Linked DNA regions of Homo sapiens: region 1 is linked to region 2. Evidence: chromatin contacts called from ENCODE Hi-C data. All regions are on one chromosome and are shown on one strand. The core of a region is the stretch at or near the end of the contact, and the rest is flanking DNA. Distances in the headings are between cores, read along the strand shown.

Region 1 (5,999 bases), core at 1,832-4,331, 220 kb before region 2:
CTTTCTCTTTGGTTAAAATAAAAATAATTTACTGATTATAATCAAATCCTGGTATTCACTTAACTGTAGTTCTCAACCTTGGCAGAATATGAGAACTTCCAGGAAGAGTTATAAACTTTTGATGATAGAGCAACAATCCTAACCAAGTAAATCAGTATCTCTTGATGGATGGGACCCAAGACTCAGTATTTTTAAAGCTTCCCAGTGTGCACCCAAGGTTGAAGGCCTTCACCTTTCACCTTGCTATTTCTTAAACAAAAAAAATGAAACATCAATGCTTCTGTTGTCATCATGTAAATGTTGGAGACATTGGTAAGCAGTTTACTTGGTCATTTATCTCTCTCTCTCAAATAGACTTCTCTTCTGCTCCACTACCTGCCCCGCCACCACTCTTGACATCCCACTGCAAGTTGTTTGGGTTATTCTTTATCACTGAGCTCCTACAGTTCCCTATCTCCTCCAATTTTTTCTTATCCTTCCCTCTAACCCCACTTCATCATCACACAGACAGCCAAGGAGGACCTGGCTGGAAAAGCTTGTAGCACGAGCACATGTATCAACTGGAAAGGGAAGGAGAGACTGAGGACATGACCATATCTCTGTGGATACCTAGGAAAGAAATCAAAATTGCTGAAATTGGACCCTCCATCATGAGCAGCCAGAGAGGCAATAGTAATGCCAAGTCTATACAGGATTGCTAAATGACAGGAAGACACCAAAGGTCAACTGGAGTGGCCACATTAGAGGATTCCACTCCAGGTGACTGTAGTAGTCTCAGACAGTAAAGGATCGGAGTTACAGCAAACAGCACAGTACAGAGATGTGATTTAGTGGCCAGTAATGTATATTTTAATCATATTTTTAATTTAACTTTTATATTTTTCATAACTTCACATTCGATACATTTTTCAAATATTAGCATTTGAAAAGCATGAAGCAAGGAGATTGTTAATTCTGTTAAATATATTTTCACTTTTTTTTTTTTTTTTTTACAAAATGCCAGGGTTGCAATATCACGCCCCCCAACACACACACACACACACACACACACACACATACATACAGTTCTGGCATTTTTCCCAGCATTGTAATCACCGCTTCTCGCATCTCCTGATGCGTATGAAGTTTTAGAGGATCTCTTTCTGGCCACCCTCACTGCAGATGAAGCACCATGACCTAGAACTCTCTCTCAATGGGCACTGGTGTTCCAACCAAACTGGCTCAGCTAAACCTTTCCTACCTCACTCGCCAAGCCTTCATGCACATTCCGAAGGTTAACAGTATCCTCTCTTCCAAGGGCTGCCAACAATTAGGTAAGGCAAAGACTGAGAAGATAAACCATATTTGATTGACACCAAATCAATAAATCTTGAATTGGCTGGCTCTTAAGGGGAGATGAAGAAATGGACTCTGTGTTAAATGTAAAATCAGCAGTGGCAGAGCACTGTCGTGAAATAAAAGTTAATATTATCTCAGATTCCTGACAACCATATGACACGTCATGATTTTTAATATTAGATAAAATCTGGGCACCTGTCATGTACTTAAAGCAAGCCACTTTTTTTCTTCTTTAAAATTTTCTTCTAAGACAAATGCATTAACTACAGAGAACAACCTCTCATTTCTTTTTCCCTTCTGCCTCCCCCATCCTGTCTCTCATAGCTCACTACTTTCTCTATTTCCCATTTTTTTTACATTTCTAAGAAAATTGGCAAAACCTTGTTTTTAATAATCCACAGAATTAAAAAAATTATAGTTGGGTATATATCTAGTCACAATAAGCTAAATAACAAATTCAAAATAAATAGCAGTTTCCTTTTGCTCACTTGGAAGCTAAGAATGATTGTGTAAAGGAAACATTTGAGTAGGAATTCACTGCCTGCTGCTGAAAGCCAGGCTTGCTGTAAACATGTACACAATTTAACAAATGAAGATATATTTGTCCAAACATGACCTCTACAGGGGTCTCACAATTCTGCTGTTCCCATTTCATTTCCTTGAGAAGTAAAAGTTACTTTAAAACCTATAGACAGATCCTCATCTTAAGAACACTGCTTGATTTCTGCTCTCCATACTCCACAGAAATATTGAAGACCTAAACTGATTATGAAAACCTCAGTTACCATATTTCTAAATATATTGCATTATTAACAGATGTCACCTGGAAAATAGTTCAAACATTTGTGGTCTCCTTATTTTTAAGTTGCTATCAAGCTTAATATATGCCTACTGATGCTAAATCTGCAGATATAAGCAAAACCTCCACAAAAGCTTAAAACAACTATTTGAAACAACCACAAAAATATGGAAACTTTGTAAATAAAACTTTTGTGAGATAAAAAAAAATACAAAAATCTGCTCCCTCACCCCAGAACCCAGGGAAATGCTATTCATGAAAAAGGAAAGAAAATACTTCCTCACTTTACCCTTGTCAGGGAGACAAAATTTTACCTCTACCCTCCTAGGGTTTTAGACAGAACCTAATAATTAAATTGACATAAGTCAGATTAACCAGAGAAAAGCATAGAAATTTAATATAAATTTTATGTAATACGGGAGCCCTAATAAGGAAAAGAAGACCCAAAAATTGACAAAACCTAAAAGCTAATATATTAGGTTGAAAACAGAGAGGCAATTGTGGAAAAGTAACTAAATTCTGTGGGGAAGCTAAAAGATGACAAGAATTATTTTGACAAGGTCTGTTTGCACAAAATTCTCTGGGCTATGACTCCCCACTGAAGAATGTTTACCTCCTCATGGTGTAAGGGAACTTTCACAAGGGAGTTTTTAATCTCCTGTTTTCAGAAAAGGGGAGATTAGGACGCCTCTCATGCATTTGCTGTTTTTCAAGTGCATTTAGATCAAAGTTACCTTTACGCCAAAGTGGCATATTTCGGGGTGGCATATTTTGCCACACTTACCCTTGTTCCCTCAGTCGGGTGGTATTGAGAAATGTGTAACATGTGTCCAGATTTTCAATATGCACTATTCCACTTACCGCAGCTACTCTGGGAGAGCCTGAGGGAACACATCAGCAGATGAGTCACAGCTGTGAGCTGCCTGGCCTATGCCAGCATGTAACAGGCTGTCTCACAGGGACAGGAGTGAACTGTGGAGGTCCTGGAGGCTCCCCAGCTTCCCACAAAACACCAAACATTTCAGATTCAGAACTCAAAGACCTGTGCCCCATCAGGGGCTAGGGAATCCGTATTCCCAAAATAACAATAGAAGCTGATAAAAACCAAAGTTAATGGACAATAAAGATACTTCCTCATACATGCACAAACATTGCTAATTTCATGGCTCCCAAAAGGGAGACTTAAAAAACTGCAAATTCCAGTGTTTTCGACAACAAGTAGTGGAAAACAAAAATCACCACACTCATGTCCTACTATCTTATTAGAGGAAGAGAGGAAAAGTTGAAGTCTGTATATCATTCATCTGAATATCAATGTGGAAAGAAAACTGCCTTTTTAAGTCTTCTACTAGCAAATTTTATCAGAAAGTTTGTACCTGGTCTAGGAAAGTAGCCATTTTGACTTATGATAACCTCATAATGTTACACTAGGAAAGATGGCCAAGCAGCGAACAGGCCTACCTTCTCACCTAGTACAATCATCTGTCTGCACACTTCTTTGAGAGCATGGAGCAACGCATGCTCTTCTATAGCAGTAGGGGATGGTATTTAAAAATATATAAGCTCCAAATGGATAAATTAAAGAGCAAATATTGAGATTTCAAATTACTTGCCCAATATCATAGTATCAGAATAAGACTCAAACCAAAGCTGCATGTTGCTAAAGCTCATTCTCTTATTCTCTATAACTTGCTGTATCACATCTATACATCCCACCTGAAGTGACTGCAAGTGAAAAAACACTAGAAGAGTATTTTTTTTTCTAAATAGAAGGGAAAAGTTAGATGTTTCATTGTGGGTTGAACCAGAAACTAAATTACATTAACCTTTATAAAGCAGAATTTTCACTGGACTTACTATTTAAACAGCTTTAAATCTTGGTCCATAGTGTTCAAGATCACAACAATAACAAATATTAAATAATAAATGTCAGACTTTATTACTACCATAAAATTAAATTAGAAATTAATTTTTAAGTGCTTATATAACATTTAGAAACAAATATAAACTTCTATTACTCAGATTAATTAGGATATTACAATGAAAACAATAACACATTTAAACCTAAAGACTTGCATAGTATTATAAGTTTCCTATAACAAACTGGCTAAGGTCTTAATCAGAGGTAATATAAAATCCTAAATGTATTTATTACATAATAAGAAATATTAAAATTGGTCAAATCTTCAACTCAGTGAGTCAAAATAAAATTAACAAAATAAACCTAGAAAGAAATAGAAATACTTAAAGCAAAACCAGAAATCAATGAAAATACAGAAAAACACTAGAGAAGATTAATAAAACAAAAAGTTGGTTCTTTAAAACTATTAATATTAATATAGATATTACTAGTAAAATGAGTAATGTTACAAATAATATATAGTTTAAAAACTAGGACTTACCAACAGAGTAAAGATTTTAAAACAGAATAACACAAAAATATTATATAAATAAATTGACAACCCAGATAAAATTAAATATACATAAGAGATTTTTAAAATTGACTTAGAATTTAAAATAAAAATAAAATAACAATTATTAATTAAATATAATTAATAGCTAAAACCCCATTTCCCCAGCCCATTACAAAATGATTCACCAACACCCCTATGTCCCCCTGACACACACAAACACACACACATATACACACATAACTCTTCAAAAAGCTCAGGTCACATAATTTCAAGAAAACCTTTAACAAATCTAAATCTCTAAAAACAGATAAATTTATACAATGCAAATTGTTTCAAAGACTAAAAAACAAAGGTATCCAACTCATTCTATAATGAATTTATAATCCAAAATCAAAATTATGCAAAGAAATACAATAAACACACCAGACCCAGTTTTTGAAATAGCAGCTAAATTCCTAAATAAGAGCAAATCAAATTTATCAGAGCAAAAAATAACAATGCCCCATCATCAAACATTGCCAGTACCAGAAATGGAAATATGATTCACTCATTCAGTAGAAAAACTGTTAGCAAATGAGATAGTAAAGAATTTCCTTAAACTGACAAAGGGCATAAACCTCAAACCCACATTTAACGGCAAATAAATATTATTTATTTAAGCTAGAAGGGGAACAAAGCATGTGTGTCTGTTATACATTCTACATTTTATGTTTAAAGTGTTTCTTCATAAAATTACAACCAAGTACAGGTTTTGAAGAAAGAGAGAAGGGAGGGAAGCAGGGAGGAAAGGAGGATGGAAAGAAGAAAGAAATGGAAGGGAAGGGGAGGGAAGGGGAGGTGAGGGGAGGGAGAAAGAGGGCATAAGGGGAGGGCAGAGGAAGGAAAGAAATACCTCACTATTTATTATATACCGTTTCTGAAGAATCCTATTAATATTAACAAAAGATTGGACACATGCAAGGACACTGGGAAAAAGGAGAGTAAAAAATAAGATTGTACCACCGTTCACCTAACATTGACTAAGGAGGGGAAAGTCTGAACCTGGCACACTCCTGTGCCTGCCATACGAGATGTTAGTTATAAAAGGATGGAAATAGTTTTAATCACATTTTGTTGTTTTATTAAATGAATTAGTCTTAAAACAAATCATCCCTGGTGACCTAAAGAATTTCTTATTACTAAATTTGCTTCCCAAATACCCTGATATGTATAGACATTGCCCTAGAGCGTAAATGTAAATATCTATTACACAAGGAATGCTCACTGCCTTTTGTAAATCCTTCTGTTAGGCTAAGTTAGATGTTAGTTTCCTCCAACTTTGTTTTGCTTCTGTCATTCTCCCTAAATGTGGCCATACTGTGTGCCCTGGCAAAACTAAATTTCTCAGACAGTAAAACTTAGAAGGAGATTCTCTAATGTGTTTTTCCATATCGCCAGTTTCTGTCAAA
Region 2 (6,513 bases), core at 3,111-5,610:
GCCTTAGTTCTCTCCCCTAAATAATGTTGAAAATAATGTAAGCCTCTTAATTTTGTCATGAGGATGAAATGATACAGTTTCATCAGTTATTCTTGGTTTATCTTGTACTTCACTGTCCACTTCCTTTTCATATCATTGTTTTACCCTTCCCTTTTTTCTAATCCCTTAATATTGCATTGCTCCAAAGTTCAGTCTTTTATCTTCCCTGCCTTTCCCTTCATTAATGATTTCATCAAGTCTAATTACTTTAAATACCGCCTAGATCGGCATTATCCATGAGGGCTTTCCACTGTGATGGAAATCTTCTATATACTCACTATCCAATAGCAATAGAATATATCTACTGTATTAGAAATATTTACTATCCTATACAGCTACCACTGGTCACACAGGCTACTGAGTCACCTTAAATGTGATAATGCATGTGGCCAGTGGCTATTGTATTAGACAGTGCACATTTATTTGATGACTCTTAATTTATTACTCCAGATTATATATCTATATACCTTCTTGATATTTTCAATTAGAGATATCAAATAGACATCTCAAATTCTGCATGCCTAAAACTGAATCGATCTCTTCCCACTCCATCTGAAAGGGATACAAATCCATCCTGCCAGTTGCCCAAGACACAAGGCACAGAGTTATCCTTTCCTCTTCCCTTTGTTTTCTACTTCAAAGTATATCTGTGCTCTAACCAATTCACTCACCATGTTCCAGCCATGCTGTCTTTCTGCTGTTTCTTCCACATTATAGGACACACTATTCTTATTACCTTACCTATAGTGGCTCCCTCCACCTGAAAAGATTCTACCTCTGATATAGTTTGGATATTTGTCCCTGCCCAAATCTTATTTTGAAATGTAATTTCCAGTGTTGGAGGTGGGGCCTGGTGGGAGGTGTCTGGATCATGGAGGTGGATCCCTTATGAATGGTTTGGGCCATCCCCTTGGTGGTAAGTGAGCTCTGAGTTCACATGAGATCTGGTCATTTAAGTATGTGGCACCTCCCCCTAACACTTGCTCCTGCTTTTTCCCATGTAAAGTGCCTGTTCCTGCTTTACCTCCTGCCATGACTGAAAGCTCCCAAGGCTTCACTAGGAGCTGACCAGATGCCAACACCATGCTTCTTGTAAAGCCTGCAGAATTGTGAGCCAATTAAACCTCTTTTATTATTTATTTATTTATTTATTTATAGCAACGCAAAAACAGCCTAACACAACTTCAGATATCCACTTTAATAATGGTTTCATCACCTTTGATTTTTTTACTCAAATGTCTCATTTTCAATGAAACCCAACTACTTTATTTAAATCCTGTAGCAGAAAGCATCTTACACAAGTTGTGCCTTTTGCTAGATAAGCCTAGCCACCGTCAACATTTAGATCCACAGACAAGAAAACAACTCTCATTCTCCTCCAAAACTCTGATTTCCTTTTAGTATCTCCCATTAGTTGAACGCAGCTGGAGGCCAGAAGGCAACAGAACCCATTGATTAATCTGTAAAAGTCAGACTCCCAGAGCTCTGGGCAGGAAAGAGAAAGATAGAAGTAAATCTAGAAAGAAAACAGAGACTAGTAATCACTTTGAGACTAGTAATCACTTTGACTTCAAATGCATGATGTACTCTGCATCTGTTATTATGATTATTTTTGTTTATCATCATCACCTTCATCTCTCAAAATGTAAGTTCAGTATGGACAGGAATCTTTGCTTTGTCCATTAATATATTCTGACCACATAAAACAGTGTTATGCTCATAGCAGGTTCTCAGTAAATAGTTTTGAATGATTGAATATATGTAAACAACTAGAAATTGCCTGAAATATTATAAAAGCATAAAGCTCTGATTTCTTTCTCCATTCTCTAATACTTCAGCTTCCAAAAATTATTTCTTAATGCTTACCATTGCTTATGAAAGACCTGTAAGTTTTACTTCTGTAATAACTCTTGCACTACTTATCTCCTCCTTTCTTGTCCTACTGCTCTTTCCATTATTTCAGGCCATCAGGACACCATAATTGCTTCCTTACTGGAATCCCTAAATCTATCCCTCATCCCTTCAATCCATATTAATTAATCTGCCTAGACTTCCACACAAAAGAAAAAAATCACAGAAGAACATTATCACAATTCAAATGCTAAAATTTTTGCACTCATGATAGATAAAATCAAAAACTTAAAAATACAAAAATGGACTAGTAAGAATAAATGTCAAATATGGCTTTTACAATGAACTAATGCCTACATGATAGAGAAAACTCACACCAATTGATAATTAGGAATTTAATACAGAGACAGTGCTACAAATAAAAGTCAGGAGATTTTTTTTATCAAAACATACTTATCCAATAAATAATTCTGGCTATTCAAACTTGATTCCCCTGCTGCCTTCCTAGTCAGTTCTATACCTCTGCTTTCTTCCCCCTCGTGCCTCCTCCATAACTGGTCTTACTTCCCAACTCTCTGTCTTTGGCCAGCCTCATTCTACACAATCCTCCTTGGTGATGACATCTACTCAAATATTTCCAAGTGTCATGTATATCTACGAATTTAAAATTTTTTAGTTCTCTCCTGAGCCCACATGCACATAAAACTCCATAGAGCCCAAAGCTTTTCCCCTCCTACCTGAAGTATTATAATAATTGCACTATCATTGCCTACATGATAAAATCCAGTTCCCAAACTGGGCACTCAAGGCCTTTCATCATTTGATTCCCACCTTAGCCCTGAGGCTGGCCCTCTTCCACATGGACCTCCAATCATTCCTACTCCTGGCAGTTCCCAGAATTTACCAGGCTTCCATTCCCTTGCACAAGCCCTTCCCTATGCCTACAACTCCTTTTCTGCTTTCACATACTTGGTTAAATTCTACACATCTTTCAAGACTTAAGAACGACATCATTTCACACATGACTCTATCTATCTATCTATATATATATACACACACACACACACCTGAAGTTATATATGTTATACATATATATGTGAAGTTATATATGTTTTATATATATAACATTCTGCTCAAAAGGAATTCACCAATGTCCTTTGTCTCACTGTACCCAGCTGCTATAGCAACTGCTACCCACTTGTTTTATTTCATGAATGCCTATCTCCACTAAAATGTAAATTTCTTGAAGCAAAAGATTATCTGTTTTATGACTTATTTATTTATATCTTAAAATGACAGATTAATTTGTATTTACTGTGTACAACATGATGTTTTCAAGTGTAGATCTATTGTACAACATGATGACTATAGTTAATATACTGTCTTCTTGAAAAATGTTGAGAGTGAATGTAGTGTTCTCACCACAAAAATGATAACTATGTGAGGTAATGCATATGTTAATGAGCTAAACTTAGTCATTCCACAATGTATACCTACTTGAAAATATCATGTTATATGCTGAGTTGTTTTCAAAAGAAAGACAAAAAACTACATATGTGAAATTACTCATTTCAGCAATTTTTAAACTAGGAAAACTTGGACACTTTTTGAATAAGCATTAAACAACAGAGCAAGTCTTAAGATGGAATATATCCACAAAAAATAGCCACTAATGTGATAATTTATGGAAATTATTCAACATGGAATATATATAAACATCAAGTTTGACATGAAATGGAGACCATAATTCTGTCTACACCTTGATTAACACTGTATAATATTTGTATGAATAGTATCTATAAGGAATCACTGAAAATTAAAACACATGCTATAGTTGAGTGGTGATATTTGGGGCAACTTCTTTCTTCTGTCTTTATTTCTGAGTTGTTATTTTTATGCTATTTCCATGTTAAATAAAATACAGAGAAGAAAAAATGATAAGGAAGGCACCATTTAAAAATGTACTTCTTAGAGGTGGAGCAGGAAGAGTTACAAAATGTCCTTCTGCCTATAAAGATAAAATCTTTCTTATATGCTAGTACTGAAAATATTTGTGAGGTCCCTAAAAAGTCAACGAACCCAGGAAAATGACTTACTGCTCTCCAAAGCCACACATTCTGTGGTAGATTGACTTGGCAACATCCAAAATCCATAACGCCTTGAAGTCACTTCCCCATAGCCATGAGAGGCCAGAGCAAGAAAAACAGGGAAAAAATTCACTTGTGAAAATCCTAGTTGTAAAACATGTCCAACCCAGAGCACATTTAGATATCTGTTCCGCATTTATAAGTTGCTCTTTCAAAAATATCCTTCCTTCCTTAATTACTGTCCAAAGAAGTTAATACAGGAAACATTTCTGAAGTGCTGAGCAGGAAGATATTGATGGAGTCAGGTTGGCTCCGGGTCTGGGTCTCATGTTTCTGCTGCCACAGCCCTTCCAGCTCCTGCCCAGGCCATAAATACAAACAGAGCTGGGAAAATTTTATCATTGGCAGCCATCCCATGGGGTGAAATCCAATACCCTGTGTAGAGTGGATAAGAAGCCAAAATTAACTCTGGGCCATGACTTCTCATTGCTTTTCACCAACTCGTTTAGAGAAGTAGAGCTCTCTACTACGCATAAGAACAGCATTTGTTCATCAAATATTTGTCAAGAGCCCACTGTGTGAAAGGCCTTATGTTGAGCACAGCACTGATTATTCACTTTAGTTTAAATGAAAGGGCATGAGTCAATGGCTGCTGAATATCACGTACGTTGCCAAACTACTTGTTAATATTCAAGCAAAGAGCCCTTCCTGGAATGTCAGAGCTGAAGCACTCTCATAAAGCCATTCTCTACCCTAAGGTAAAACCATTCTGGCAAATTATAATCTGGCTCAGGGCTTTTCATTCAGACTCTGCTTTGTTTTTTTGTTTGTTTGTTTTTGTTTTTTGTTTTTGTTTTTGTTTTTGTTTGAGATGGAATCTCACTCTGTCTGTCACCCAGGCTGGAGTGCAGTGGTGTGATCTCGGCTCACTGCAACCTCCACCTCCCAGGTTCAAGTGATTCTTCTGCCTCAGCCTCCCAAGTAGCTGGGACTACAGGTGCATGCCACCACACCCGGCTAATTTTTGTATTTTTAGTAGAGATGGGGCTTCACCATATTGGCCAGGCTGGTCTCAAACTCCTGACCTTGTGATCCACCCGCCTCAGCCTCCCAAAGTGCTGGGATTACAGGCATGAGCCACCATGCCTGGCCCAGACTGTGCTCTTAGGAGCTCATAGAAACCATGATGGCTTGGATTCTCTGTAAGCACAGCTCCACTTTTTACCTACGCTTTATTGCATTTAAACAGTAGGTTTGCAACTAAACACACACACACACACACACACACAAGCATACACTCTATTTCCTAAAAAACATCTTTCAAAAATAAATTTCTGTAATTTTTTTCTAGAAACATTTTCCCCCTTTTAACATTAGGAAGATTTTTTATACCTCACCCAAATATTCACAGTACAACCTTAATATATGTGTTCTTTTTATGCTGTTGGTCATCATAATTTTTGATGTAGAAACTGTTTATATCCTTGAATGCAGCTAGTTATGAAGTCTTCCATTAACCTCACTTTGTCAGGTCAAATTCTTACAAATTCTGCTTTGGGTCTAACTTTTAGCCTTTTAGTCCTCTCTGGGCTCATTCCATATTAGGTTCTCCTCCTACCCAACCAGGTGAAATAAAAATCTGTTAGATTAGGAATCAGAAAAGCCGGGTTCCAGTGTCGGTTTTGATAGAGACTTGATGTGAAGCCTTTGGCAATTCAAAACCTCCGTGGCCTCAACTTTCCTACCTGCTAAGTAAAAGTGGAAGAGAGAAAGCTTCTGATTAGCTATGAATGCCAGACAGGCATATCCATAGACACTAGGTTCTAAGGCCAGTAACTTAGCCATCACCTACTTAATACCAAAATTCCTTTAGAAAAAGCCAGTGTCTCTATGTTCAAACAAGACTTCAAAATTTTCACCCCTAGAAGAGAAAGAGGTTGATTGGTTTCAAGTTGGTTTCAAGTCACATTTGGGAATATAGAACTTACTGACCTCCTTCTCTAAATCTGTTTGAAAAAAATTACAAGGCCATTCGAGAACCAGGATAGTACTCCATAGGTTATAAATACTCAATAAATATTTGCTCAAGGAGTGACGAACCCAAGAGAGGGAGAGAAACAAGGGAATGCTAGCAAAAAGTGAGGTAGCTGATGTGATAGATGTCCTGTCCATTGATGTATCACAATCACTTAGAAGGTGCCCTACGGAATGAATAAGAAAATAAATAAAACACTAGGTTAGATTTTAGATTTATAGTTCTAGAACTTTCCAGTTTTATTGGTGATAGGCCTTGCTTCTACTCTTCCTTTTCATGACCCAGAATCAGAGTCACAAATTTTCCAGATAAATAGAATTACACCAAAACAAAACAACACAAGAACATCTAATTCTCTGATCTAAATAATAACTACCTGGGAGTACTACACAACTTATAGTGGCAAATGTGTGTTATCTGGACTAGGACCCCATGCTATGGTCTGAATGCTTTTTCTCCTCAAAATTCATATGTTGAAATTCTAACCCCCAAGGTGATATT

Evidence for each region. Hi-C counts contacts between places; a loop is a spot of excess contacts on that map. Pooled maps may share reads with other maps.
Region 1: a loop to region 2 is called in a map of PC-3, with 5 times the contacts of the local background. The contact joins two enhancer-like sites. A Hi-C loop is called at or near these places in 4 of 168 maps with a recorded cell type or tissue (PC-3, cardiac septum and heart left ventricle) and 6 of 50 pooled maps.

Annotation. Positions count from the first base shown.
Region 1 is chr2:56,738,738-56,744,736 of GRCh38, reverse strand. No RefSeq gene overlaps it. Among named protein-coding and RNA genes, the nearest start is that of CCDC85A, 560 kb to the right of the region's middle. Within about 2 kb of position 3,081, at least 4 of the 41 ENCODE cell types and tissues checked have a DNase peak (open chromatin) inside an H3K27ac peak, as active enhancers do; they include PC-3, where a contact is called at or near this core.
Region 2 is chr2:56,520,823-56,527,335 of GRCh38, reverse strand. No RefSeq gene overlaps it. Among named protein-coding and RNA genes, the nearest start is that of CCDC85A, 340 kb to the right of the region's middle. Within about 2 kb of position 4,360, at least 6 of the 41 ENCODE cell types and tissues checked have a DNase peak (open chromatin) inside an H3K27ac peak, as active enhancers do; they include PC-3, where a contact is called at or near this core.